Linked DNA regions of Mus musculus: region 2 is linked to region 1. A link is a loop called in an ENCODE intact Hi-C map of the cell type or tissue named here. Cell type or tissue: left cerebral cortex. All regions are shown on one strand. Links, peaks and the distances in the headings refer to the core of each region. The heading gives the core; the rest is flanking DNA. Region 1 overlaps Pbx1 (pre B cell leukemia homeobox 1). Region 2 overlaps Pbx1 (pre B cell leukemia homeobox 1).

What was found. A loop is a pair of places that touch in the nucleus more often than their neighbours do. Peaks named below come from ENCODE experiments on the same cell type or tissue, not always from the same donor. Only the 100,000 strongest peaks of a DNase experiment are listed, where the experiment ranks them.
Region 2: a loop joins it to region 1, with 2.5 times the contacts of the local background. A loop is called at or near these places in 2 of 42 quality-filtered maps.

Annotation. Positions count from the first base shown.
Region 1 is chr1:168,232,267-168,247,501 of GRCm38, forward strand. The region is part of intron 2 of Pbx1 (pre B cell leukemia homeobox 1); the gene reads right to left. Among named protein-coding and RNA genes, the nearest start is that of Gm51671, 110 kb to the right of the region's middle. In left cerebral cortex, for the core only: no CTCF peak of the experiment used is centred there; DNase peaks (open chromatin) are centred at 8,512, 8,754 and 9,417; H3K27ac peaks cover 2,379 bases.
Region 2 is chr1:168,410,321-168,425,555 of GRCm38, forward strand. The region is part of intron 2 of Pbx1 (pre B cell leukemia homeobox 1); the gene reads right to left. Among named protein-coding and RNA genes, the nearest start is that of Pbx1, 14 kb to the right of the region's middle. In left cerebral cortex, for the core only: a CTCF peak has its summit at 8,929 (motif pointing left); DNase peaks (open chromatin) are centred at 6,965, 7,544, 8,798, 9,561 and 2 more places; H3K27ac peaks cover 570 bases.

The DNA.
Region 1 (15,235 bases), core at 3,520-11,519:
AGAGTGCTCCAAGTAGAATTCTCCATGACCCGAGAGCTCAGCATGCCCCTGGCTTGTTTGCTCTAATTCAGAGCCCCGTGGACAGCCTGGCACTGTCTAGGAGTCAACCACCATTTTGTGACCTGAGACGGGAGAGTCAGATGGCAGGGAAGCAGGGAAGTGCAGGCACGCAGACACAAAGTGAAGACTTAGGCATGGTCTAGACTGTTTCACAGAGCAGGTGAAAGAGGCAGAAACTGGACGCTAGTCCCCGGTGGTAGTAGTAATATCACAAAACCTTTTCCTGTCACTCACAGACCAGTCATTCCTAAACAGTTTGCGATACAATCTCGGCCACAGATCTAAGGTTCCCATTTGGTACCTAGGCCGGAGATTCTCACAGTCAAGCTTCCTGCTTATGATGTCACTTCCATTGGCAAGGCACACACAATAACCTAATCCGATCTTACAGGGGCTCCTGACAAAAGAACTTGTTCTACTAGCTCCATTAAATAAATAACACAGAAAAAAAGGGGAAGGGAGTTGCACCCAGGTTTCTCAAGCGGGTGGAAGGCCTCTTCATCCTCTCCTATAAGTAGTATCTCTGGTTTCTAATTCTTCCCTGACGTACATGTTTTCCTGCAGTCAGAGTCAAATATGAAGCTACCTCAGGTCATATGTCATGTGTGGAGACCAGAAAATGACATAAAATCAGAGAACAGGTCTGTAGTCTGAGGCCCACAACTCATCCGTGAGGTTCTTCAGGAGCCCCTTTAAAGCCTTTAGGCAAAGCATCCAATGGGTAAGGAAGCCAAACATGTACAAGTCTAGGCGAACAGATCCACTCCCATGGACGTGAGTGGCTTTGTCAGTGAATGGGTTCTTGGCCCTAGGTGGGGACAGGTGAGACAGAGCGAGCTGGCTTGGAGTGGCAAGAGAGCTGTTCCTTTTGTGAAAGTGGTAAGCTGCTTTTCTGTTGGCTCTATGGTTCCTGCAGACCCAAGCAATGGTTCTTGGGGACTGGGGCCATCTACCAGGTAACTGTTGGGTGTTACACAATAGGAAATGGAGGAGAGAAAAATGCAAACTCATGAAGCAGTCACTAGCTTCTCTTCAGACAATGTTCATAGTAAAGACCTCCGAGAGTCTTGGCAAGGTTGGGGAGCTGAGTGACTTTGCAAGCAATGTAGCAATGTAGGCCCCTTTTTTTGTTTTGTTTTGTTTTTAGTGTTGGAAATGAGACAGAGTGGGTATTCACTTTGTTGGTGTCAAGACAGTGGGTGCAGGGAGCCAGGGTTTTGAATTCAGATTCCAAGTTCTATCTCTATGACTCTTAGCCCCAGAAGTTCTGGACAACATCACGAAGCTTGTGTCCTTCACTGTACAGCAAAACTGGCATTAACTATAGAGCCCTGCTTGTCCCAACGTACCTGAATGACACAAGCAAAATGTTAACACTTGCTCCCTTTTCAAGCCCCCTCTGACAGGGCTTAGAAATGATGGTTCAGTGCCAAACACACATGCTGTGCTCAGAGAGGGCTGAGTTGGTTTCCGCACCCATGGGAGGCAACCTATAACTTCAGCTAGGATATCTTACGCCACCTGCCTTCCAAGGGTGACTTCACACATATTCTTGGGCATACACAGACCTTTAAAAATAATAATAACTAAAGATAATATAGTTAATATAAAAATAATCAAAACCAATCTTGAAAGCATGACTCAAAGGTACCCCAGTTTAGCTTAACTCTGCTTCTTGAATGAAAGTCACTTTGCTAGGCAGGCACAGTTACTGAGGTGTCTCTGCAGGAATTCTAATACAGGAATACCAAACACTAGCACTCCCCTTAAGAAGATGCGGAGTTAAGCCTCATTCTGGTTCAAACAGCAGGATTCCTTCCTGGGAAATCTTGTTCTATTTCAATACCCTGTGGGGGTTTTTTTTTTTGTTTGTTTGTTTTTTATTTTTTTGTTTTGTTGTTGTTGTTGTTGTTGTTGCAATTTCATGTTTTGCTTAATTGTCCAGAGTGGCAGCTGTGATTTTCATGTAACTTTTTATCCATCTGTTTTTCTGTACCAGAAAGACAAGCAGAAGGTGCTGGGGCTTCTCCAAAGGATGGCCTTATCTAGACTTACTGTCAGAACCACAGAGGCTGCACAAGGAGCGGAGCTGAGCTCCTGGTACGCTCAGAAGGCCTGTTTCTTACCGCCTGCACTGCCTCCCTCTTTCCCGTGCTCCCCTTTGCTCCAGATCGGAATTCCTTGGGAGTGACTAACAAAGAGATAACTTTCGTAAGCCACAGAGAATCACCATGTTCTTGCGGTCCAGCGCATCCATCAGAGATGTGCACTCGCCAAGAACTTCACCCCAGCTGCCGTGCTGGGCCTTTCCAGACCCATCCCGTCCCATGTCTCTTTCTCCTTCCCATTCTCCACTCACAGAGATACTGAGAGCATGTGGCTTGTAAAAGCTACTCCCTATATTCCAGAGCCAAGCCTCTACCAGGACCGGCTTTGTGTATTTGTGTATGTGAGAGCTGTACAGTATCTTAAAGCCCCACTCACAACCAGTGTGGACTCAAGACTAAATCTCTAACATGACCACGCTGAAGAAACACTTGCTACTTAAAAATAAATGCATGCACTTATATATTTGTATGTGTGCATTCGTGTGAGTACATACGTGCATGCGCACATGCACATGTGTATGCACATCAAAAACAACCCTTGTGTGAAAGTCAAGGGGTGACTTGTAGGAGTCAGTCCATTTCTTCCATCATATAATCTGGGGATCAAACCCTGGTCTTGACAGACTTGACAGCAAGTTTTTTTTTATTTTTTATTTTTTATTTGCCAAGTCATCTCATTGGCCCAGTGTGATTTGAACAAAGGTGTCCCCAGTTTCTTTTTCCTGGAACGCACAACTTCTCTGGGCAGCCCTGCTTCAGGATATACTGCAGCCATTGGGAACTATTTTGTGACCACAGTTTAAGCACATCACAATGAAACTAATTTCTATTTTACAATAGGCATCTATCTATGGTTGGAACTTGGAATCTAGCTTTATGACTTTTACAGAAAACTGGTTACAGTTGGGGGTGGAGGTTAAAGAAAAGAAATCAAAAGACATTTTCGGGAATTCAGCATGTTTATAAACTAGAACACACTAATGGGGAAGACCAAGTTCTGAAAGCTCTTAAATTATTGGTATCCAAACTTGGAACTTGGAAGGTGGGTTTTCACTAGCTGTGTGACCTTGAAGTTGTTCTGCTCAGTTACATTTAGCTCTAATGTCTCATTTTCTCAAGAGCCCCTCGTGGGCCACAGTATATGCCATGAATGGTGCCATTGTGGTACCCTTTATCTGTGAAACATGAAGGAGCAATGATAATGGCTGCACCTGAATAAGACAGGAAGTGAGGAAACGCAGATGTTTGGGAGATGGGGGTGGACACCTCAACTTCTCCAGCTGCCTCTCTGTCCAGCCGTCCCTCTGAGCTCCTGTTTGCAGCCATCCTCTTGGCCACAACAGAGCCATCCTGGAGGCTCTCCTCAGCTTCTCACAGACTCCACTCCCCATTCTGTTTCTAGATAGCTTGTGTGAATGTTGTAACCCTGGTCCCTGCTTTTTATTGACACTCGACAATGGCCAATGGTTCCTCCACACATTGCTTTATTACTGCTTGTGGACAGTCACACGTCCAGAGGCCAGGACCATAGTTTTACTGTCTTCTGTCCCTCCCAACACATTCAGAACTTTGCTAAGGGCACAAGATACACCTAGAAATGTCTTTTGATTTATTCAAACAAGTTAGAAGCATCCAAGAGGACAGAAGGCAGCCACTAGCTCTGTTAGCACATGGTGACATTTCTAGAAGCATTTCCCAGCTTGACAGAGTGAGAGTTCCCATGATACCCTGGAGACACTTGATGGTTTTATCACTAGACAGACCTGAGTTACATCCCGGTGCCTCTGCCCTGCCAGCCACCTGACTGTAGGTATATCGGTTCACCCTTCAGAGCCCCATCTGTTTCCTGGGCTGCAAACGTGGGTGCATCTCATCTGTCTTCCAGGATTGCCATCTTGAGCTGACATGTGCCAAGTCATGAGAAGAGATCTGGACACACAGGGCATCACAAGTGCCCACTGCCTGCCTCTGCTCCGCTAGGTGACTCGTGCTGAACAACTACCTGCCATTCTCTCTCTTGTATCTGGCATCAGAGAAGAGCCATGTAGCTGCAGCCAATCAGCTGCATCGATGAAGCAGAGTCCTCGCTTCCTGGTCCAAGCTTCCAAAACAAACTGGAGCAATACTCATTTTTCTTAGTAGGGAAGAAGTGATGCTTGCTCTAATGCTTAAGTAATCAATACATTCACCTACACACACACACACACACAATCAAATTTAAAAAAAAATAACATTTAATGTTGCCAGGCTAGAATTAGTAATGGGGCCATATGTGCACCTTTTACTCTATTTCCATCTTTCGTAAAGGAATCATCTGCAGTGTCATCCCTCTGATACTGAGAGTGGAGTCGTATGTTCCTATATGGCTGATGGCCACATATGCAATGCTGGTTGAAGTCACTGGTCTGCTAAGGCTGCAGAGCTGAAAGAGGATTTGAATCTGGAACTGGACAGGAAGGAACTTCTCTCGAAGGAAGAAGACTAATTCAGGAGAGAATTACAGTGACGACAATTTCCAAGATTGAAAGAAACCCTTGGATGAGTAGATCAGTGGCTTCAGATCTCACTGTTAATGTTGCTATAATAAACACAGACAGGAGTTTCAGAAATCATAAAGAAACCCACTCACCTAAGTATCTCATGTAGATATGAAAAATGCTTCCTACCTGGTAACTTTTCACTCTGCCTCTGAATACCATGCACAGACCTCAGCCAAAGTTGCCACAACCAATAGTCTCTTTCATGTAGGAGGACTATAGCTATTTAGACATATTCCAATCAAACTATAAAGGCAAGGAAAGCAGGGGAAGAAAGAATCATGTCATAACAAACAAAGACAACTAAATTATAAGGGCAAACATCTGTGGTCTGAATAAAATATGTGGTTGTGTGGGCAGCGCCGTAAAGCTGCTCCTGACATTCCGGAGACACTAGAGGGCTCACCTATGAGTAATGTGGTCGTCCTCACAATCCTGCAACACAAGTGTCAGGGCACACTATGCTGTCAGACATTCTGTATGGATTTGTGACCTAGGAAAATCACATTAAGAGGCTAAACTAATATATAATGTGAAGCACCATACATAGACACACACACAAACTGCTTCCTGTCATGAACAGATAAGCACTCTCTTCACTTCATTTAATACACAAACACACACACACGCACACACACACACACACACACACACACAAGTAAAGACCCCTGTGGGTGATATGGGTGTGGACCATGTCTCCCTAACCTAAGCCACTGGGGCAGATGATGCAGTAGCAAGGTAGTGAGGGTTCACTGACAAAGATTTATGGCATCTCTGGGCTACAGTGCATAAATACATGCCCAAGTACTTAGAAGCTTGAGTTTTCATCCTCTATAAATAGAATGAATAATAAGAGAAGTTCTCTGCTGAGATCATAGGGGGCGTGCCGGTCCCCTGACCTCTAGCTATAGAATAAATAAGAAGTTGATTCCGAGAGTCTTCAAAATTGTATACCGTACTCTGACTTAGGTGGGAAATAACAGGTAGGAAGAATATGGATTTACCAAGCCACCAAGGAACAAGCTATGTTAGGGGCAGGCAATCTAAGGATTACAGCAGGGCCTGTACGTCATCTGCCTGTCTCCACGACTGGCAACCAGGAATGATCCTGCCAGTGCTGTTGTGCTGTGGGAAGCAGGCATGCTTCCTGTGTGCTGGTATAACCTGCCATACAGATGTCTAGTCATGGCCTCTTCATCCACATTTATTGTGACAAGATCTGTGCTTGCCACTGGCATGTTCTACATGGTGACATCAAAGATCTGATTCACGTCGGATCTCAACAACAATAGTAACTACCTAGCCTGGCTAATCTGTTCAGGGAAACTTGGGGTTTAAGGCTAAGACCATGTATAAGCTCATTTAAGGAACTTGCTTTGTTTCTAAAAGACAGTTCCACACAGCAGCACGTCTCAGGCTCCCTTAGAACTAAGTGTGAATATGTCAGTGTGGTCAGTGTGGTCCAAGCAGAAGTGTAAGCAGTTTACAAGAGAAGTCTTCTTTAGAAGGGCTTTAAGCCTACCTATCTATTCTGGGTAGCATATGCGACGTCTAGATCTCTAGGAGCTTGCTGTCCTGAAGAAAACAAGGAAGTACACTTCTTAGATGATGGAGGAAAGAGAGGAAGGAAGTCTATGTTTTTGTCAGTGGTAGCACCACTTTGAAAAGCCCAATCGCTTCTTTTAGACATATTACAAGGCTGTGGATATAATGCCTGTGACTTACCATTAAACCTAATCCTAACATATTTACGCTAGATTTCAGTAGTAAGTTCTTTTGCTTCCCCCAGCTTGTTTTCTGATGTGGATCCTAAGAAGAAAATGAAATCTTTTTTTGTTTTCCTTCAAAATAACCGTGAAAATCAAAACTGAGACAAAATCCTTCAAAAGTGCTTTATGTGTTGAAAATTATTACCCCAATATTAATACTCTTGTGATTATTTTTCATTGTATTCCCAATTTACAGAGAAAAGTAGGTCAGTGATTGACAAATTGAAACTAGCTGAGACTAGGAACTCCAGTTTCATTACTCTGGCAGGATTTTATATCAGCAGAAAATGAGTCCAAGGTAATTAGTTGGGAGAAGGTGACCAGGGGTTATTAACCATTTCTCATTGTTGTGTTCCCAGAAAAATCTGCTACAGAGATGTTAGTTTAGCTATCTGAGAGGTTTGTGTGGAGATGCTTTTAATTCTCCTCAGGTTCCAAATGTTTACCCACTGTTTTGGTACCATCTCTAGAATGAGGGATGAGAAGCCGAGTGTCTGTGTGGGCTGGGGAACAGGAGGGGTTGATGTACAGAGCAGACTGCAGAAACAAATCCCCAGCTACCAGGGTACCATGAAGAGATGGCATACCACAAACCACTGTTGAATAGAGCATTCTCATTCCCCCCCCCTCCAGCTCCACCCCCCCCGTGTATGTATGTGTGTGTGTGTGTGTGTGTGTGTGTGCGTGTGTGTGTATGCGAGCATATGTGCACTTGAGTATCAGCTCACCCAAATGTGTGTGTGCTTGCATGTAGAGCTCAAAGGATGATGTCGGTTGGGTGTCTTCAGTCATCATTCTCCACCTTATGTTTTGAGATGTCACTCACTAAACTGAAATTCACCCATTCTCTAGACTGGCTGGCCAGCAATCCCCAAAGATTCTTCTCTCTCTCTACACTCACTTCCAGAGCTGGGGTTGTAGACAGAAGCCACTGTGTCCAGGTTCTATGTGCGTGCTGGGGATCTTAGGTGCTCAAGCACACATAAACAATAACTCTACCCACTGCGCCACCTCGCTAGCCTTGAACAATCTTCTGTTTTGTTGGTTGTATGGTTGAAGTCAGGGTCTCATGCATGCTAGTCAAATGCCCCATCGCTGAGTCACATTCACCAGCTCTGACTTTCTCTCTTACATCAGCCGTTACTCTGTAGGTCCCATGATCTTTCACCATGATCACATAAACTCATAAAGATGCGTGGCTAGGAGACACTAGAAATCTACAGCCCTGTTTAACTTTATGAAGATTTTAACACACACAGAAACAAAACAAAACCCAGAAGTGGGGTGTTGCAAATCAGTTTAGAGGAAAGAGCTAAATAAATATACTTGTCATGGATTGTCTGGATAGCCTACTGCCAGGCCCGCTGTCAATCTAAGAGACGCACGGTCAGTGATCTCCGAATTCTTTGAAGTTACTGGCAGATATGAGAATCAACTTTTTATTTGAGAACATCTGTAATACCCCATGGCTATGACTTGGAGGTTTAGAGAAAAAAACCTCTCACTTGGAATTCCACAAAATAAAGGTTCAGATAAGCACTGTGTCTTAGTGGTCACTAAACTGCCCATAAAATCGTGTCCCAATATAAGAATACAGATTGGGTGTGTTTAGAACATCCCTTTAATACATCAAACTCTCAAGCCTTTGGGTGTGTGTTCACCCACCACACACACACACACACACACACACACACACACACACACACACACATCTGAAATACCATGAGTTTCTAATGAGTTCTGTGCATACAAAATTACATTCACAAGTTTGCATAATTTGCCATATTCGTGTATTCTATTTTTATCCACTGATGTGGCACGCTGGGTGTATGTACTACACTGAGGAGAGATTCTGCTCTCTGGCCACCAGTGTGTCCCTAAGTAAGGGGCTCAGGACTCTGAAGGTTTTACTTCAGAAACCTTCTTTATGCAAGAAGTCACATGGTCATCCTGACTACCTCTGAGAAAGAAACGTAAGAAGACTGTGGAAGGAGACTGGTGGAAGAAAAAGGCGGGCGGTTAAGGTGGGAAGGTTTGCTCTTATTTTAGGGATACTGCCTTAGTTCAAGGGAGAGGGAAAAGAATAGTGCTGGCAAGAAACAGTGCTGGCTCTTTACTGCTGCCCCTAGGAACTGAGAAGGGAGATAACTGGGAAGCATCCATAGTGATTCGAGACATTCCTACCCAGCAAGCTTTATTGTATTATCCCAAGTACGCAGAGACAAAAAAAAATCTCAGCTCCCTACTTTCATTTATAATTGAACCAAGCCCAGAAGGATGAAGCCCGCGCCATCTGCAACACAGGCTGCATTAGCAGCCGGGAGAATGAAATATTCAAATTACTCTAGGCTACCTCACATGGTGACAGGGCTCAAACACTGACTTGCAACCAGCAAGGAGAGAGCAAGAAAAGAAAGTTCTTTGAGTTTGGTTCGCTTCTTTAAAAAAAAAAAAGATACTGGAAAAATTACAAACAAACTGGTGTTGTCGAGAACCCAGAGAGTGCATTAAAACATGTTAGAGAGAAAAGACCATGGAACAGAGTTCACATCTGAAGAGCACAGGAAAGGGGGGAGGGCAGAAGGGTAGATGAAAGAGGAGACAAGAAAGGAGGGAGGGAAGAAAGGGGAGGGAGAAGGAGGGAGGGAAAGAAAGGAAAGGAGAGAAAGAGAATATGATTTCACCCCAAACTTCACTCGTTTGGAAGCCCTCCAACTTCAGATCCTGGATGCTGCTCCTCCGTGCTTTGCTTCATGTAAATAAGGGGTGCTATTTTTTGGGGAGGGCGAAGTTGGAGCTGCTCGCTCTGATACCGTTAATCAGGGCTGCTGAAATGGTGACACGGTAAGTGGCTCTAGCCCCTAGCAGCAGTCAAGATGGAGTGACAGGCTCCATTTAAGATGTCACTGCACATAATAAAGTGTAAAACTATACTTAAAATAAACGAGATAGAAACAATAAACTTGACTCAGTATTTGAACTTTCACAGACACGCGGAGCCTGCAGGAGGAAGCCGGGGTGGTGGGAGTCTCTGGGAGCTCTGTTTCCACGGGGATTCTCAGGCTGCTGATCAAAACGGGGATCTGGCCAGGCCCACGGGGAGGCAAAGAGGTCCTATCTATTGTGCAAACTGGCATCAGACTCCTTCTTTACGTTTTTGGCCAAAATGCCCTACGATACCAAGGGCTACACAAAGAGTCATGCCTGGTGTCATCTTCCCAGATAGCCCCAGGTAAGTCAGTTTATTATCCACAATCTCCTGATGAGAAAACTCCTTCATGGCCGCAAGCTCTGCGCCCTCTCCCCGTCCACCTGATCCAGGGCAGCCCTGCTGCAGCCTAGCTTCGCCCCATCCAATGTTGTAAAGGCTGCTTGGCCCCAAATTGGAACGATAGGTTTTTTTTTCCCCTCCTCTGGGCCCTGCAATTACTGTGACTTGTGGGGGTGGATTCAATGTCAAAGCAAATGTTTTCCTTATGCTTTTCTTTCTTTTAAAAAGGAGAAAGGAAAAAAAAAAAGAAAGAGAGAAAGATCCTAAATGGGAGCCAGCAGACGAAGCTCCCGAACCAGCCACCCAGGAGTCCACACTAACCAGCAAGGCACCTGGCATTTTCCTGTGCATTAGACTTGGTGACATCAGAGAAAGGAGAAAGTGGCTCTCTTCCCTCCACCTTAAAAAAACAAAGCAAAACCAACCAACCAACCCTGTCTCAGTGCCACATATCAAGGCAGGGCTTGGCATGGACCATCTTAGGTGTGGTTTTTGCTAGATGGTTCTGGTATTTGGGCTCAGCCAAATCAAGCTATAACTGGTGGCCTGCATAATGGTTTCCTCTGTCACCATCCTCTCCCCTGTGAAGTTACACGGCAAGTTACACTGAACTGATGCTCTCTATGAAAATTAATGTATTGTGGTATGAAAAACATTAAACAAAAGCCTATAAGCCACATGGGTTGTTTTTTTTTTGTTGTTGTTGTTGGTTTTTTTTTTTTATGCATATAGTCAATTACTCAGAATGGAGAGACTGGGCCTGCCGTCGCTTTCACATCCAGTGTACATTATCCTAGCTGCTGCTGAGCAGAGGTTTTAGCTGCTCCGCTTTAAAACTTTACTTTCTCTTCACTTGCATTAGGCCTGGCCCTGACTGAGTACCTACTGTATGCTAGGTACAGTGCCCAGAGAACACAGTAGGTACTTAATATATTCCTATAGGATTGACTGCCTACAAAAGATCTTCGTTTCAAGCTTCCTGCTTACTGGTATTAAGGGGTAGGGACATAATCTACTACCACACTTTAGAAGGCACTGTCTAATTATGTATTAGAACTCCCTTGACTGTCATGCATAGTCCCTTGACTGGCCAAGTATAGAAGTTCCAGCAAGGCTGTGGTATATCGATAGAGAAAAAAGGCAGGCAGTATGAGCAAGCAGGCTTCCATGCAACCACTAGCACCAGCAATCACCTTCCTCCCAGCCTGTGCCAGGGACAATTAAGCAGGGACCTTGCATCATCTCTCCTATGGCCTCCTCTCTCGGCAGAGCCAGAATCAATCCCTGGCATCAGGTCACATAGGAAACCTGCCTGTCCAGAGCCCGCCTGCAGCTCAGGATGTCAGTTCCCACGAAGCCACACTGCAGTCGCTCAGAGTGGGAGTTTTATTAGCCATAAGCTGTGACACCATGCATTGATATATTTAAGCAATAATGAACAAGGAAAACGGCGGTTGTCTGAAGCGGCCACCGAAGTGGTAAAAATAACCAACAGCGTTTTGTGAACGCAAGGCTCCAACTCACAGATCAGAGACTCGTCGAGGGAAGAAAATGATGAAGGTTTGAGATGGTAAAATCAGAGGACTCAAGAAAAACTGTTGTAAGATGTACAGTGCCATGCGACCAGGAGCTGGAGATGGTCAAGGATGTTCAGGGACCACTGGAAGGTTTGGAGAACACTCGTCTGTAAGTGAAAATTCAGATACTTTCCATTGTTCTGCCTCCCCTGAAGTCTAATTATCTCCAAAGCCATGGCCTACAGCGTTCAATCACAACAGTAAAAATGTTTTAGTGAGAAACACTAAAAAAAGCTCCGAATATTTACTGGATCCTATCAGATTGGAAGGTTCACCATGGGCAGCCCACAGAGAAGCTAACTATGGCCTTGCGTTGCAGCGTGAATCAGCCTGGTGCTTGACAAAGCCCAGCAAGTCTTCCCGGGTCAACGCAACCTAGTGTGGTCACCCTAATGGAAATGTGCTGGGTTATGGAATACGAAGAGCATGACTTAGAGGTTACAAAAACAAGGCTTCAATGAGCTTGGCAAACGCCTCTCACGAAACCTTTCTCTCCCCCTCAACACTCAATCGACAACAGGTGGGGCATGCTGACTTCACTGGCCAAGCACGCTAAACGGTAATATAGTTTCTATGATTAAAAGGGCCGGTAAGATAACAGCAGATTTTCAAAGTTCAAAGGTGACTTCGGGGTGGCTGGCTGCTGTTTATCTTCTTTTGATCAGCCCTTTGAGTATTCCTAATTTGGTCAAACTTTAGTCGTTAATTAAAAATATGAATCTTCAGTGAATAAGTTCAGGCTTCGATATTGGGGCTCAAACATTATCTTCCGAAAGGCTTTTTACTTCAAAACTTTCCCATCGTGAGAACTGTGTGAAAATTACAGCATTTCCTGGCTTTTCTTCTCTATCCTTTGTGAACTTGACCTTTTAAAGTCTTGGCCATCCCATCAACATCATGGTACATACCTTCTACCATGTTCTGTGTTCCTGAACCAATATATCTTATATATATTCCTCTACCAAACTCTTAGTTCGGGGGGGCGTGGGGCGTGGGGGGCAGTGGACTCTGCCATCTTAGACAGGATCCTAGAAAGAATTGTTCGCCTTGACTGCTAAGTAATCCTCTACACCCTGAGCTTCAAATTACCTACACTTCGCACTGTGGCACTGTGTAGCAGAGCTAAGATAGTTGAACACATCAATAAGTTCTGGCATATAATATCAAAGCTCGATTCTCACTGAGACGGTCGTTACCCAGATTTAAACACTGACGTTTGGATCATATGACTTTCACGTTGCTGTTGACTGTGTTAGAAACTCTCTCAATCCCACAGTGCATCCTTTTGGTTTACATATCAAAAGCCTAAACGCAGATGTATCTTTGTACACAGAATCATAATGTATGTTACCCACATTTCCGTCCTCCATTTCCCCTTAAGCCTTGAACTTAGTGAGCCAAGAAATACACCAGGAATTATCCAATCTGTTTCCCTCTCGTGAGTCAAATCTACAGCAGTGATTTTCCCACTACATAAACTCCTATCTTGAACTATACAATTGATGTCATGCACTACCATAACCCTGTAGGTGACATTAGGCTATCTTGAGATCTTGAAGCCAAGTGCATCTTTTTAAAAATCGCAGCAGAGAGCAAGAAACTGCAAGTTAGAGCATATGTGCACAGCCTCTCTAGACACAAACCTGTAAATTATCTCTCAGAAAAGAAAAAAAGAAAGAAAGAAAGAAAGAAAGAAAGAAAGAAAGAAAGAAAGAAAGAAAGAAAGAAAGAAAGAAAGAAAACTTACAATTTTTAACATGTTTTGCGGTGCTCAAATTAAAATGAGCTTTTCCTTAACAGAAAAATTAAGCTTCTATCTCAGGCCGCTATTTTCCATAAGATTACAAAGGGAGAAAAAAAATCTAGAAAAGTCTTTTGTAGGAAAGACTTGGGGTTCATAGGACAATGTGCGTGCGGAGGGACAGCAGACCAGGTTTTGTGATCAGCCATCCCTGTGCACTGCCATTCATATGATATGACAATGATGGCTTACATCAAAAGCCACAGTGCAAATAATCCCCTTCTCCATGCCATCCACAGCAAAAGCCAGCCCCTAAAACCAGGGGCAGTGTGCCAGCATACACGCTCCTTAGATGCCAGCTCGCCTCTGTGCAATGGATGAAGCAAGGGAGCCTTTTCCCCTCTGAATTGGGTTTTTCAATGAATGCTGACTGGCACCAGGAGGCACCTTGGGCCCCCAGAGCCTTCTTAAAACCCTGGCAGCCTGCCAGAGGAGCTCCAACTTTGCAGCCCAGAGAAAGCCATGTTGGCAGCTTGTCAGGAGCCGGGGAGTTACATGGCGCCCTGGGGGTAATAATATTTTCCAGAACGCTCAAGCTAATAGTCCCATGATGGGCGATTGAAAGGACTGTAGGTATGCTCTTTCCTGTCCTCAGCCTTAGAGTTCTCATCCATCTCTGCAAAGTGCTGAAGCATGCCCTGCGACCTCTGTGGCAGTTAGGGACACCGCCCTTTGTTTTGTTTCATTTACTGTGTTCTATCCAAGCCCAGTCCGGCTTCTACTTATTACCATGCTTCAAATCCATTTTGTTGAGGAAAAAGATAATAAATGTTAATGTAGTTTGAAGCAGAGTGCACCTTTTATCTTTAAAGGAATAGAATTGTGTATCCATAAATGTATTGTTTAAATTCACCCAAGTTCTGTAGGATCTCTGGCTCGCGTAAATTGGATGACAAGGGATCTTCAGTCAGTTATGTTTCTTAGGGTAGCTGAGAGAAAGAGGGTAGATGGACAAGTTTCTTGTTCTTTTACCAAAGATCTGGTGAGAGGCAAGCTGTATCCCCTATGCCCAAATCCACCTTTAGTCTCTTAAAATCTTATCTCTAAAACTCTTAGTCTCGTCGGGATGGCTTTGACATTTTAACATCACGGTAGCTGGACAGTGATGTAATGTGAGGCTCTGTGTATTTTAATTGTTAGAAAGGCAAAGGCAGAATATCCAAGTACAGTGTTTTAAGCTTAAGAGAGAGCGAGAGAGAGAGAGAGAGCTCCCTAGTGTGTCACCATCCAGGTGTGTTGAGCTATTTCAAAGGTTGTGACATATGAGCACAACAGGCTGAAATCATCATGATGATGATAACAATAATAACAATAGCCCATAAACTCACGTGTGTTCATTTGTAATCTCTCCTTCTTTCCCTTTCTCTTTCCCACAGCACCCTCTATTTTAGAACAATAAACTGAATTTTAGCCACTCTAGCAAAACGTGGGTAGCCATGCCATGTGAATAGACAATAATAACTCTTCCAGTCCCTGCAATGCAACTGAACTGAAAGCCACATACAGGTTGATGCCAGTTTTACGTGTTGAAACAAACCAGTCACTCTTTCTCCCGCTAAGCAGTTAAATTAGAGAGTATTCAATTAATAACAGCTGAATATTCTGTCACATTTAGGAAGATGTATGGTAAGACAAGCGAGTTGTGATGTATCTGACAGAAATGATAAAGGCTCTCCCGACACAGTCTGGCAGATACTTGGCTCCTGCCGCGGCTCTTTCTCATGTTCTAAAACGTCAGCAGCACAGACCCAAGATCCAGCACTGGCTTCAAGGAAAGAAACATTCCAAAGTGAACAGGGAGGCCTTTGCCAAGTTCCCGAAAGGTGCCTTCTCTGCCTGTTTGCTAGGACCCATGTTCCTGTCCACAGGCCAGCAGGGCAGCAGGATTGACAGCCACAGGCACCAGTGCCCTGAACCCCCAGCCCTTGCTCAGTCTCCTCTGGCAGAGGTCAGTGTGTCCAGAGACCTGGCCACCCAGTAACCAAGGGGCTCCCTTTTTCCATTTGCACACTAAACAAGACGAAGAGCAATGACCTGGTCCCCAACGTGGTCAGGGTAATCCCTCCTGTCTTGGGCTCTTGCAGGCTGCCTGGGGGCCACCTTCTGAGAGCC
Region 2 (15,235 bases), core at 4,302-12,301, 180 kb after region 1:
GGGGGTCAATCTTTCCTTGACTCATCCCCAGGGAGAGGTTTAAATTACACATGCTCACAGCAGAGTGGGGTGTGTGGGTTGCTGATGAGAGTCCCCTATTCTGTTACAATATTCCCCTAGCATAAGGTTCTGAGTTGCTGTACCTTAAATAAATAAATTCCTACTTCCACTTCTTAGGGTTTGTTTTTTGTTTTTTGTTTTTTTTTAAGTATTATTATAAGACAGAGGAGTCCTTTTCCACCATTCCAGTTTGATGCACTGCACAGGAAAGAAAAGTAAACAAAATTAGCAGAAGCAGACAGAAAGTTAGTGTAATCTGTGGAGCGGGAATAGGTTTTACAGAAGGGGAAAGACGGACCATTTGTGAATGGGGATAAAGGAGAAGGCGCTGAAACTCGAGCCCCTCATTAGAGAAGCAGCTTTCCCTCCCACCTCCGCCTCTCAACTGAAAGGGTCTGTCTAGCCGGCTTCCTAAATCTGATTATCACTTGTCTTTACACGGTTCTCATGTGTCCCCGTGTGCACACCTCCCACCCCATCATCTCCTCCACAGAAACCCTCTCACACTTCCTAATCCCAAAGTCCAAGATCACAGCTCAGAAAACAGAGACGCTATTCATGAACTCCCTCACCCACCCCCGCCCCCCATTCACTAACAGGTTGATTGAACCACAAACTTCTCTGGGTGTGCACTTCACTGAAGGCATTTCCATCCCATGGCTCGCTTCCACTCATCACGTGCAAACCCTACGCAAAATTTAGAAGCTGGCACCCTTAGGGCAGAGAACACTGACTTTAAAAACAACTTCATAAGATGCTCACTCAGTCTAAAATAATTAAACCCAAAGTAGATAGAGATAAACTATCTGTGACTTTCCCCCTCCTTCTCTGCTTCCTCTAGTAACGTTTGTTGAGTATCAAAAAACATTTACTGGGAGTCTGGAGAGATGGATCAGTGGTTAAGGGCACTGGTTGTTCTTCCAGAGGATACACGTTCCATTCCCAGCAACCACATGGGGGCTCACAGCCATCTGTGAATGCAGTTTCAGAAGATATGATGCTCTCTCTTCTAGCTTCCAAGGGCACCAGGCACATAACTGGTATAAAGATGCAGGCAAAACACCCATACACATATAACAAAATCAAATAATTTAAACAGACACACATATACAGAGAGAGACTAAGACAGAGAGAGACGGAGATTCTATATATAATGCACCATTTCAGACAAGCAATGGACTACAGTCTGACTAGCTAGTTCAGCATTTCCAAGGTGAAGCTCACAATCTCAGGAGAGACTGGTTCCGGTCACACCTTAAGAGCACACTTGACCAAAGCTGCCCCAAATGCTTTTCTCCCAAAGGTAAGCAATGTAAGGACAAGGTTCAGTCTTGCATATGCTTGGCTTACCAATGCAATGAGATGAAAAGGGAAATAAGGTGAAAACTCTCTGCTGTAAAAGTCTGAACAAACAACTAAAAATTACATGCTTATAATAGTCGTTGTTTGCTTCTCAAGTTTCTATTTCATATGTATGTTCAAATCAAACGTCTTTCCTGGTCTTGGGATTCATAGTTATCTATGGGGAGGAGGTAGAGGTAGAGGCACCTTGCTGTTCAAGATGCCTTGAACCATAGGTCTCCTCGTCAAATTTGCTAGGTTAACAGCAGACTGGAAAAATGTCCCCACCCACTCTCATCCTATGACTCAGGCATGGGACCGACGTCCTATAATAGAACTAACTGATGTGAAAGGGAAAAAAATCTATGATAGTCACCTGTCCTGTTAGAGGTAACTTCATTCTGGTGGTTTGTTCCCCATCTCTCTTGACTAAAAGAATTCAACCCACAAGCTACAGCAAGATGAACTGAGCAAGTATTTTAAGCAATCTTACAAACTATTTTACAAAAGATAAAATGTTTATACCTCTGTATGGCACTTCTTGACCCAATAGATCTATGCCTGTGCTTGTTTGTAGCAGATCATAAGTTTCTTAATGGTATCTGGGCCAAGAATATTGAGTAGCTGCTGGTTTGTGGACATTAAAATCTACACAAATTATTTTCAAGAAATCCACAGTCTAATGAGGAAAATGGATCGTAAACCAATAATTATAATGGAAGTCTGTATTAAGGGCTTCAGTAAAATATAATAATTTATTATATCTTCAAGAATGACGCCCATTGTGCCACTTCTGGAATCCTTTCTGCTCTACAATAAGAAATAAATTTTGCATAAGAAAAAAAAGATTCTGCTTTCCCTACACAACTTATTCATATATTCGATTCTAACTTTTTAAAACTTTGAAGTGAATCTTTTTTGTTTTTCCTTTGCTATTGTTGCTTAGAAAGGCTAAGTCAAAACCATAGCCACTGTCTCTAGAGTCTCAAGTGAAGAAGCTGCTAAGTTAATCTAAAGGGCAGCCTGGGAAGTTGGTAAAGAGGAAGGATGGCCAACATCCACCGTTTCGCCTACTAACCATCCCTTGCATTTATTTTAAATGCCTTTCACCTCTATTTAGCCAAGTCCCTTGGACCACTTGGCCATCTTACTTAGCTGCCAAAGGCCTTCGTCGATGTGAGGTGAGCAATGAATAAACAAGATGCATGCGTGCTCAGAAAAAGAAGAGAATCTGGTCCCTGAGCCTAGCATCAGAAAATGACAGGGAGAGGGTGTAAACACAAGGAAACCCCAAATGGAGATTGGGTTCTGAGCTTGGGTAGTTTGACTAAAAGTGAATTTATTTCATGTCCCTTCTGAAGGTCTTCTGGGTGTGGTACTGTCTTCTAAACAATAACATTACACAGAGATGACTTGACTTTTTATAGAATGTTACACATAGATGCATTGATTTATTATTGTTGTTACTAATCTGCCCTCTTCCTACACCTGAGATGAAGGAGGTGACACCATGACAAAGTTGCACCTCCCCCCATAGTGTCTAGCAGGCTGCTCTCTGGACCACTGGGACATCTTGGGAAGCAGATTTTCCATCTCCAAAACTCAGACACACAAACCACACACGTGCCACGTGGGAAAAAGAGAGAAGTTTTAGTCTTGAGCCAAGGGTGGCTGTGGAACTGAAGAATCAGGGCTCTTCAGTGGTGCCAAGGAATCATGGAAGGGCCCCTTATGCAGAAGGCTAAGAGAACAGGAAGAAGGCAAGGCCAGAAACGTTTGTATGAATAATGCCCTGGGCCTCCTGAGGATGGGTTTCTGTCCAAATGGTAAGTTTCTGAGGTAGTACACACAGCTAGGATGGTCAAGCCAGACGGAGACCACTTGTTAAAAGTCACGCTCATTGCCTGAATGGAAATGGCCAAAGGCCTAATGAAAATGGGCAGTGGGCCCTATGAAGAATTTAGACTTACATTTTTTTTTTTTTACATTTACCTTAACCCTCTTTCTATGCACATGTGGCTGCGAGGACAGTCCTGGGGCAGCTCAATTGTTTTGAGCCAAGAAACAGGACCAGAAATGAGTGCAGGGAAGTCATCTAGATGAGATTTATACAACTGGGTGTGGATTCCTGAGCCTCCCAGAAGAATTCCTACCTGAAGAGCCACTTCCTAAAGATGGATGCTTGTGGAGAACAATTTCCATTGGGTAAAACAGGTCCTGCCTCAGCTTCTCAGGCACTGTGCATTGAGGGACCCTCCTTAAACTGTGAGCCTCAATCCCCTGTCTCCGAACACTGGAATAGTGACAGTAGCTCCAGATATAGCAAGGGCTTTGGCACATCCAGTCACTGACATGTGGACAGAAGTTTCTGTCCCACTGAAAAGGGAGGACTCTGTTTTTGCTGATGTATTCTATATTCTACCCAGTCTCACTCAGAGATGAACCACGTCAGCCTGTCTGCCGGCCATCTTGCCTGTCTGCCCACCATCTTGCCTGTCTGCCCGCCAATCTTGCCCCATCCCTCATGTCCCGGGATCACTTAGAGGACACAAGCACAAAGCAACAGTTTCTCTAGCTACACAGCCCGCTTCTCTACCTTGGTTGATAGCCAGACAGACAGACGGTGGTGGGTGAGTTTTCACATTCTTGGGGGTCAAAGAAGCCTCCAGGGCTAGTCTGTCCTGGTAACTGCATTGAACAAGTTCTCAGACCAGTTTGATGTAAAGAGACAGGTAGCTATTTCCTTACCAGCAGAAGGGCAGGCCACAGTGGGAAAGCCATCATTCCAAGTATTATAAACCTTATAAACAGGGATCCTAAACAGGTGGTCTAAAGTAGGAGGCCTCAAGGAGCCGTAAGTGAATCCTAAGTCTTCTCCTAGCATGGAAGGGGATGAAGAAACAGAAGAGCGGTGGAGGGGCGGGGATGAACGTGCAAGATGAAGCTAACCATGAAAATCGAATTTGTTAAAATAATGACTAGAGAATGACAGATAATGCGCCAATTGTCTACATGCATTTATGAAACACATAATAAATGTGCATATGAGTATATACATATTATATGTGCGTGTTCACCATGATAAAAATTAATTCCACCTTCCAGGGCACACCATTGTTTGTCTCCCTGCTAGCAAGAACCCTGGAGCACAGAGGCAAATTTCAAGCTTCCTCCCTGGCAGATAGAGGCCACGAAGCTTAAGCTGCCCAGGTGAACAAATGTCACAGAATACCTATTCGGAGGGTGGTAAATTCCAGCCATCCCAGGGAAATGCCAAGTGGTCTCAGGTCACAAGTTTGGCAAATAGCAATTTGGAAGGGGGTGGGGGGAGGGGCTGGCCCAGGGGAGGAAGAGAACAAGAGCGTCTGAAGAGGGAAAGGCAAGGCGGAAATGAAAGAGGTTACTTAAACAACAGGCAAGGCCTCAAACATAGTAATTTCTCAGACTGCCTAAGCATAAAATTAGAACCATTTGCTTCAAAGCCAGCATGCTTCTTTCTCCATGGGGCGGCCAGGGTGGCCATGAAACCTGGTTCTGAAGACTTTTATAGCCATGTTCCTGGTCCTAAAAACATGTCCCACTCTTGTCTACAGGCTTGAGTCAATGTCCCATGGTACAGTGACTATGACCGTGACTCAGGCACCCTGTGGGACTGTGAGCTTCTTAAATGTAAGTGCTGTGGTTGGCATAGCCTTGTTCTTCCTCCTTCACAGTGATCTGGCCAGCAGGCAAGAGACATACATATTTGTCCATGACTAAAGCAGTAAGAAGGTGGAGACAGAATATGGGATTCTTCTTTGGCCATGTCAAGCCACACAAAGACCCCTAAACACATATACTTCTACACTGAATACATCAATCCAACCAGAGGAGAGTTGAACTTTTTCTCGACTCAGCCAGTAGTTCCCCAACAGATGTCTATAGATATTTGGTAAAGTTTGCTTATAAATAATATAACCTCATATGGCCTCCACACAAGTGATATTCATGAGGTGGCATTACAGGTGAAGGGGTAGATGACACGGGGATCTTAGCATGTCAACTAGCCTATGCATACTTAGGCCAAAACAGAGCCAGCGAGGAGATTTCCTTTGTATTGATAAAAACCATCAACGATGCTACCAAAACATCCCAGCCTGGACAGAGACACCCAGGAGAGGAGGTAAGTAAGGATAAGCAACTGCCTCCCTGTCTCTTTCACTGTCACTAGACAGCTGTTAGTGTTGCTCTCCTTCTATCTTAGCTGCACCTGTGCCAATCCACATTACACAGGGAACGCCTGACCTGCACCAGAAAGAACCCTTCCATCCTCTACCCCAGGAGCACAAGGAAGGGAAAGATCCTATGGAGCTTATAATGAGCCTAGTTCTTCTGTGGACTGGTCAGACACTAGGCTCTTGAAAATTTATGGAGAGAACTAAGTCATAGATATGTTTCCTAGTTGTGAGGCACACCAACGTGGCTGGCTTCTGCCTGCCCACAAGAATGCAATGCTACGTTTCCGGGGTAAGGGGGTGCCGCCCCACCATGCTGTAGATGGGCAATCACAGAAAAGCACACAGATCCATTGAAGAATAACAACTTCACGTCAAGTGCATCTTTCCAAGTGTAACTTTCGAAGAAGAAAAATAAAGTCCAGGGACTTTCAGCAGAAGCCTGATGACAGCCCCTTCCTGCCCTGGCTCCAGCCAGCTTGGTGGGGGAGGGGACACAACTGTGTTCACAGTACCCCAAAGAAGTTGTCCGGGTTTCTAAAAACTGGCAAAAATCAGGTGGCTAAAGGCCTCTCTTCACACAAGTCTCTGAAACAAGGCAAGGGGACATACAAGAAACTAGGTAGCATAGAAGTCCTGGAGCCTTCTCTGAGTGTTCAAGAAATCACACCAAGCTTAACAAATGTCAAAGCTGTTTAAAGTACATCAAGGTTCTTAGGGTTAAAAATTTCCCCAGGGTAAGTGCTGCACTCCCCATAATAGCTGAGAGATAAAGAAGGCAGGATGGGAGGGATTTCAGAGTAACTCCAAGTTTTGCGATTTAATCCAATTCGATAGATGAAGCAACAACTGGGCTATTTGTTGATCAGAGATGAAACAGAGGCAACTAAGGAAAGAGCTGCCCCTACCCCACCCCCTACCGAATCTCACTTCTTTATGCAAAACCTCCTCCAGGGTTGAAGCGTGCATTTGAGAAAGCAGCCCCCACTGCTGGAAGCCCAAACAGCACAGGCACAGCCCAGAGTAGGAAGCCTGGGGGCCCTGCTGGCATCATCGGGGAATCCAGCCCCACACTAAAAGTGTTCCGTAAAGGAAGCAAGACTCCAGAGCAAGAGGATGCTTTCCAGGAAGACCGTTCTCCTGTCACCCTTGGGGTCAGCCTGGAGGAATGAGAGGAGCCTGGCCTGCAGTGCTCCCAGCCGATCCTCGGCCTCCAGGGCCAAGCACCGGGGTAGCAAAGTTCAGCTCAAGCCTTGCAGATCTGCACTGGGGACTTGAGACAAGACCCCGAGAGTGACCCTGAGTGTCTGCCTAACAGCCTCCCTGTGCATTCCCAGCTGCTGCAGGGCTGTACCAGGGCTAGTCTGTTGTGGATCTGTGATGACTCAGCCACTACACCCTGGTGCCTCTGTTAGGCTCAGATCCTCATGTGAGATTGTGCCTTGGGAGGATCTGTCCCCTGAGCACCAGGCTCTTCATCAAACTCCTTTACCACCCCAACTTCCTCCAACACCCTCAATTTCTCATTTCTTCCCCTGATTAAGGCAAAAAACACTTTCTTATGTCTTGAATATTCTTATTTATTGTTGGGTGCTCTCTCTCTCTCTCTCTCTCTCTCTCTCTCTCTCTCTCTCTCTCTCTCTCTCCTTCTTTATTCTTCCCCTCATCCCCTGCAAAGGATTCAGCTCCCCAAACCACACCATGACTTCTTACTCCTATCTAGCCAGCATCACCACTGACCGATACCTACTTGGGATTTATCCTCCTAAGGCCTTAGAGATGATTACAGACTCCCTAGCAAGAGGGCCACACAAAGGCGAGCTGAGCCCAGGTGCCTGCTCTTTGTTTTAACTGTGTGTTCATGTGGGCTGCTAGGAGGAGGCTCCAGCCTCTGCTTGCCCTGTGTGGCAAAGAATTAGCTCTGGGCTCTCAGAGCTAGCTGCTCCCGCCTTCCAGAAGGATGCCAGCTGGGCTCAGCCGGGTTCTCTCAAGGAGGCTTTCTTTGTTAGGGACGAAATATAAATGCCAAGTTTCAGCCCTATTAACAGTGGTAATTATTAGAAATCTCCTGAGAGCGGCAACACTTGAGATCTCAAATCACCCAAAACCTTCAGTGGAAAAAAAAAAAACAACCTGCTACTCTTTTCCAGGTTTAGTTTAGCCCAGACCACCAGGTAAATGTATTCCTTTGAGCTGCTGCTGGCAGATTCAACTGGTCTGAAAGCAAGACAAAAATGTCAACTTTCCTTTTTCCCCTGGCTGTTAACACATTTGCAGGTAAAACCAAGCATCTTTCTTTTTAAAAAAAAGTAATAATAATAATAATAATCAAAAACAAAAAAAAAACAAAACAAAAAACAAAACAAAAACCAAAAAAACTCACTTTAATAACATTTCCAAAACGTTTCACTGACAGTTATGAGGAATGACAGAAGATCACCAAGTCACACGACAGGTCTATGGTGGAAGCAAACTCAAGACTTCCAAACTTTCTGGGCTTGACTTCATGAGCAACAGAAAGGTAGAACATGTTTCCTCATACATTCCATGAGATTTCCAATCTAGGATCCCACAGTTACAAATACATAGTACACATGCAACATTATTTGCTGCCGTTGCCAAGCCAGCAGGTAGATGACAGCACACTGGCCCCCAGCCGAAGGCTTCCGTCATAAACATTTTTTTCTTCAAATTCCACCCCTTTCCCCCCTTCTCAGTTTGTCTTATCCAATTCAGCTTGATTGATAGAAGTAGCCGTAGCACCACCATAACCAACTTTATGTGACCGCCTAGAAAAGATACAGGGATTCCCAGGCTAAATTAGAACTGCCATCTTAACGAGAGAGAATTCTCTCATAAACAGCTCCGCCTGCCTCCAAGTGTGTGTGTCTATGCTTGACAGTGGGTTATGTAGGACCTCATAGCCTGCAGAATGTAGGGTCGGACTAGTGAGTCTCTATATCCACGCAGACCAGGAAGGCTGAGAGCCAAAGGAGAAACTGGTATTCTCGAAATGACATGCTAACACAGAGACAGTGAGAGCACCAGGCTTCAAATGCAGTCTAGCAGCTTAGTCTAGCGATTATATCAACTATGGAGTCCGCCGACTGGTTCCCACTCTCTTGCAGCTAAAGATAGCGAGATGGCTGTTCGGCCCACTCGGTTATTTTAGGGAACCTCTGAGATTTTGTTAGGGGTAGAGAACCACAGATGAGCAGTTATGGAGAGAAGTGATTTAGAAAGACAGAGGAGGTGGTGTGGGGGCTGGCTTCGTTCTTGCTCATCCTGCCGCCCTCTAGAGGGTTCAGGGTACAAGAATGCTCTAACAAGCCTGTCCATATGTGGGCAGCCAGCTATAGACCCACCAGATCCACTTTGAAAAGGCAATAGCCACACGTGTCTTAATTTGCCAAAACAGAGAAGGAAGTATTCCTTCTGGATAGCCATTTAGTGGCTTGGCTGTCCAACCAATATGGTAGTAACACGTAGCCAGCAAGCTTGAGAAACACAACCTGGTGAATTAAGACACATCCCATACGGAACACAATGCTCAATATCTAAGCTGTACAACACAGAACACCAAATACTGCCCTAACATTTAGGACAATTACTAGTTGAACTATTCAGGTACATTTGGGTTAAATGAGATGCAATCCTGATGTTTAATTTCCTTGTTTCCTTTTGCTTGGTTTTTTTTTTTTATTGATTGTTCTTTTAATGTGGTGACTAGCAAATCTAGATGGAGAAATTTAAAATTATATATACAGCAGTGCTCCGTCTGAGAACTATAGGACTGGGTGCAGAGAGTATGAAAGGGCCAGAGCGGCAAGCGGCAGTTCCTTGAGCACAGGCATTAAACCCTGAACGCCGTGCTTCCTGGTGTTGTCTTGTTTAGTCTGTCAAGAGAGCCTGGGTCCTAGGTATTGTTTTCACTCCAGATGAGGAAATTGATGCCCTGTGAAATCAAATAACCAATGCGATTTGACCCGGTTGGTTTGACTGCAAGCCCATGGTCTAGCATCCAAGGTTACCACCGACGGTTGCCGAGTGTCTTCCTCCCCAAGGATGTGGCATACCTTACTCCAGAGTTCCATATTCATTGCTTTGACTTTCCCTGCTAACTCTTTAGCGTGCTAACTGTCCTGAGAGGACAGCCACAGAATTCCTGATCATGCACATTTTCAGGTGAAATAAACTTTTCACAGTATGTCTTTTCACTGAGCTTAAAGATTGACTGACTCAAGGACGAGGGGGGGGGGGACACACAACAGGATCCTAAACTTGGAAAAGAAAGAGCTCCAATCAGAGAACGGAGTAGGTTAGCACAAGTGGATGCCCAGGATCGCTGAGGACAAAACCCAGCACCAAGCATAACAGGACTCAAGAATATGTCAACAGCAACAGGCCATGAAGTATACCTGGAGTAGTTGATTTATTATTATTATTATTGTTTATTTTCAAATACTGTATCCACTGCAGGAACTCTGAAAAACATTTTAGCATGCCCTCACAATCTAGCCATAGAGTTACCAAGTGACCCAGTACTTCCCCTCCTATGTGTACAGAAGACATGGACACGCAAACACTGTAATGTAATAAAGTATCCACAGAGCAGCAACAGTATCCACAGAACAACAACAGTATCCACAGAGCAGCAACAGTATCCACAGAGCAGCAACAGTATCCACAGAACAGCAACAGTATCCACAACAGCCAAGAAGGGGAAAGAACCCAAGTGTCTAGCAGCTGGCAGTGGATGAAACAAATGTAGAGATCCACTCAGCGAAATAGTATTTGGTTGAGAAAAGATTGGAAGAGTTCTCATATGTGTGTTGAACAGGTAGACCAACCTTGAAAACATGTTAAGTGGAAGAGCTTAGTCACAAAGCACGGCATGGGGTATGGTTATATTCCTGTAAAATGGCCCTATGCAGAGAGGCAGACTGTGAGATGAAGGGCTGATAGGGTCTAGGCATGGGAAAGAGGGACATGGCCAGACTGGTGATAAATATTAGGTCAGGGGCGGACCAACAAGTTCTAAAACTAGATTGTGGCACTGGGGACTCGCTGAATACACTAAAAATCACTGAGCTGTATTTTGCAAAGGGGTGAATTTCATGGTATATAAAATACATTTCAAACATATGTTTTAAAAAAATAACATGAAGAAACAGTAGCCTGCTGTGTGTCATGAAGCCCATCTCAGTGACAAAGATAGCATTTCTCCTAAATACAGAACATATTGGGAATTTGGGGAGAGGTCACGTGACTCTGGCTTCTTCTTCTTTTTTTTTAAAACAAGTTCCTACCTTGAAGCTCAGTAGGTTGACAGGCACCAACTGGGCATGCTCAGAGAAAATATTTTAACCCTGAGGATGCCTTGTTTCCGGTTGGTGTTGCTGGGCAAACATTATCCACCGTGCAGGCAATTCTAGCTGGCTAGGCGGTAGTTGTCCAGGAAGAACATGATTAAAAGGCCCTGACCTTCCTCTTCATCACTCTGTTCCATGCCCGACTTCTGATGAAACACATCTAATTCTCACTTGCAGAAAATACATGAGAAACAAAAGAAGCTAACCTTAAATTCAGCAATTTTTCCTCTTTCAAGCCTTGGAACTGGCTCACCCTTAGGGACCATCTGGTGCAGGTCTCTCTCTTTCATGTAAGAAAACAGGGCCAGAAACCATAAAACCCACCAGTCATGTCTGTTTCCACTAGGCATATACTACATCGTTTAGTCCTCCCAGTGACCCTTCACCATACAGTCAAGCTTGGGAAGGTACCAGGAAAAGGATGACACACACCCAAGTGTGGGTATCAGCATCTCAAGAGAGAGTCACCATAGCAACACTTTCAGATAAATATCACTGTGACCTTCATTTTATAGAAAAAGGAAAATTGGTCTCAGAGAAGTTTAGCAACCTAAAGAAGGTCACACAGCAAAGAGTGGTAGATCAAGGGGGCTGGCTATAGAAACCAAGTAGTTACCTACCAGCTAGTGTCACAGTTCCTCCTAAAATTAAGAAATCTATCTGTAGTCTGAAAGTTGCTCAGTTGGAAGTATACAAAGAGCAAAAAGCATGAGGCACCCACCCCAATACCCACTTATTGACAAATCTTTCAGGGGCAGATGTAGGTAAAACTATAAATCATAGGCCGAAAAGGATGGACTCTGACCCCACAGAGCCTTTAGGCACTAGTGACCTTCCTCTGTCATCGCCGGGGCAGGCTTTCCAGTCCCATGACAATCTACACCTGAACTTTTTATGCCCAGGGAGCCATTTTCCAAACTGCTAAGAATTGCTGTCTTTGAGATGCCAAGCGAGCAAAACCCAGACACTCCCATGCCCACCCCCATTCCCTGGAACACTAAGCCTCCTCCACCATCTTTAGAGGGCCTCAGGTATGTGTTCCTGCGTGTACAGGGGTCGATGAAAAGGCGCCCTGAGAGAGCTGCTGACAGGGAGCTCAGGGACCCCATGTTTATCTTTACCAACTTTTGTGTTCCCAGATCCCTCCGCACAACCTCAGTGAAGGAACAGCATGATGTGGGAACCCGCGGCTTCCCTTGACCCAGGTGAAGAAGGTAAGAGGAAGGAGTGGATGCCCTGGATGAAAGAAAAAAAGGGGGGAGTGGTTGTCTGTACCCTTAATCCCAGCAGTGGGATGCAGAGGCAGAGGCAGGTCCATCTCTGGGAGTTCAAGGCCAGCCTGGTATACATAACACATAACATGTTCCAGGGCTACAGAGTGAGACCCTGTCTCAAGGGGGAAAAAGACATTACCACTTCCATCTAAAAGATATTCAGAACAAAACTTGAGGTTTGGCTTTCCTAAGGGACACACATCCAAGGTAGGTCACAATAGAAGCCAGGGGCCTGTGAGATACCTCTGACAGTAAAGGTGCTCGCAGCTGAGCCTGACACCTGAGTTCGATCCCCAGGGCCTGCATCGTTGAAAGGCGAGAACCAGTTCCTGAAAGTTGTTTTCTAACCTCCACACATCTGTCATGGCACTCCTCCCTCACCTCCCCCACCCTGCACCCTCACAAATAAATACATAAGTATAACTAAAATAAAATGTTTTTAAAGGTGCCAGAGCTCTACTTTAAAAATTCCCATGATTTTGTGTTTACGTATGGCCAATATCTAGGTTTGGGTTTGTTTACTGGTTCAGGGGTATTTTTGTAATTTTGCCAAGAATGAGAGAACATTTTTGGATATCAACAGAACACAGAGGCAAAGCCTTTAAAAGGCCGAGCCCGGGCTGGGAGCTGAGTCCCGGAATCTCCAGTTGATCTCAGCCCCTCCGGAACTACTCACAGCCCCTAGTCTGCACCTCAGGCACTTCTAGGTCTAATGTTCTCCCTTGCACACGGCCTCTTGCAGAGTCTCCACGCAAACTGTCTCTCAAGTTCTATCCAGGTGAGGAAACAAATAACACACTATTGCCCTCGATCTCTTTTGAGACGCTACGAGCAAATCATACGCTACCCCTCTTCACACTTCTTGGGAGCTCATCTGTCTGGAAACCCACTTTCAAGGAATGGAAAGGCACTGAAATGCCTGGAGACAAGACATGACTTCCCTCCAGTCCACCCGACACCCTCTCAGAGTCACACACACACATACAGCCCGACACTCTCTCAGAGTCACACTGATGGTCTACAGCACGTGTGCCTCACTTGGAAAGCCAGTATCTCGTGAGGGAGGGATGGTTGCTGCTCCTTCCTCTCCTTAGCCCATTCTCCCTGGCATGCAGCCTGAAAGGACCAAATTCTCCACTCCTTAGATGTCTTTTCAAAAAAAACAAAAATTAATAAAAGGTTTTGCAGTTGCCAGGCCTTGAAGGCTAGCATCTCCAATACTCCCACCCAGCTCGGAAAGGGACCCGGTCGGAGGCCTTTCCAGACTGTCTACAGCTATTTCAGTCCAGTTCTGCTCAAGGAGCAAGGTCACTTGTGTCTTTTGAAGTCACACACAGCTTCCTTCCACAGTCAGTCCTCTCTCTCTCTCTCTCTCTCTCTCTCTCTCTCTCTCACACACACACACACACACACACACACACACACACACACACACACCTCTCTAGCTCTTCCTGGGGCAGGGAGAGAAGGAAGTGTCCCATCCTATAACTGCTGTGGTAGTGGCATGCAGGATGGAGAAGGGTGGGAGTGAAAAGAGAAATAAGGGGAAGGGTAAAAAGCCAATCGGCAGCACCACGATGGGGGTGTTAATTGGATACAGACAGACAGAGAGACAAAAGAGGATTAAAAAGGGGGGGGATCGGTTTTTAAACCCTCCTCCAATTATTTGATTGAACTCAAGAGCAGATTACACTTGGTATAAACTTAGCTGAGGAGTGCCAGAGAAAGCTATTAGGTGCTAAAATTCAAATTCACTCACAATTGCAGCTTGCTCCCAGGTGTCTCGGACTCCTCTCTTTAGTAAATAAGGCTCTCTTTTCACCTTTCCTGACTTTTAAACTTATGATTTTTTTTTTTTTGGACAGAGAAGTGTAAACATTTTTTAAAAAGAAAAATTTTAAGTATTTATTAAATATTGCAGATCTTTTTTCCTCCTTCAGAAAATCAACATGTTTGACTTTTTTCTCCTATTCTTCAGTCCCAAGAAACCCATTTTCCAGCCCACGTAGACACAGGCAAAATGCAGCCTATCGCTAACATGTAAAAGGACAAGTGACAGTTCTTTAAAAGGAAATTTGATTGTAAATGACCCAAATTCTGTATTTAAAGCAGCTATGGTCCCAGACTGACGATACAGCTGGAAGGCACATCTGTAAAGTTTGTTGCCGTGGCTCTCAACAGGGTCTGCATGAGGCTGAGCGCAAGCTGTAACCTGAATATTTTGTTGGCATTTTATTTTTTACCTTAGCGTTTATATTTTAAAAGCATAAAGTATCAAAATAAACACTTCCCCACACTCAAAAGCAAAACACTCAAGTTCATCTACTTTTCAAAAATCCCAAAGTAATTTCTGACTTAAATACCCATCAATCAACTATAATTCAGTCCGTGCAGCCTGCCTTAGGTATCATGCACGTGTTTTTTGTTTTTGTTTTTTAAATACCAAAAAGGTTGATCAGGCATCTCTGTAAGTTTTCCTATTTACCTCAATCTTCCAACTAAATCAATAAAACCCAAGAAACAAAAGCAGCAGCAAGCCAACACAACACACCACACACACACACACACACACACACACACACACACACACACACACACACACACCCCAGCTCCTGGCCAGAGTACACAGATCTGCTCTACCCTGAATGGCCTCAGCAAGGCCACTTGTTCAGTGCTGTGGGCCTTGATAGTCCCAATAAGAAAAGTTCCAGGACAGCACAGAAGCATGTGACCTGGTCTTTTAGACCACCTTTTTTTTTTTACTAGTTTTGGAAAAAGAGAGGGAAACAGACAGACAGACAGACAGACAGACAGACAGAAACGGGCACTGAAATGAAAGACTTGTGCAACTTTCCAGACACTTTGCATTCATTACCCCAGGGCATCAAAGGCATGAAGATACACAGGCAGCCCAGATCCTGAACACAGAAATCACACGGTTCTTAGTAATAAAAGCTGATTTTAAACACAGTAC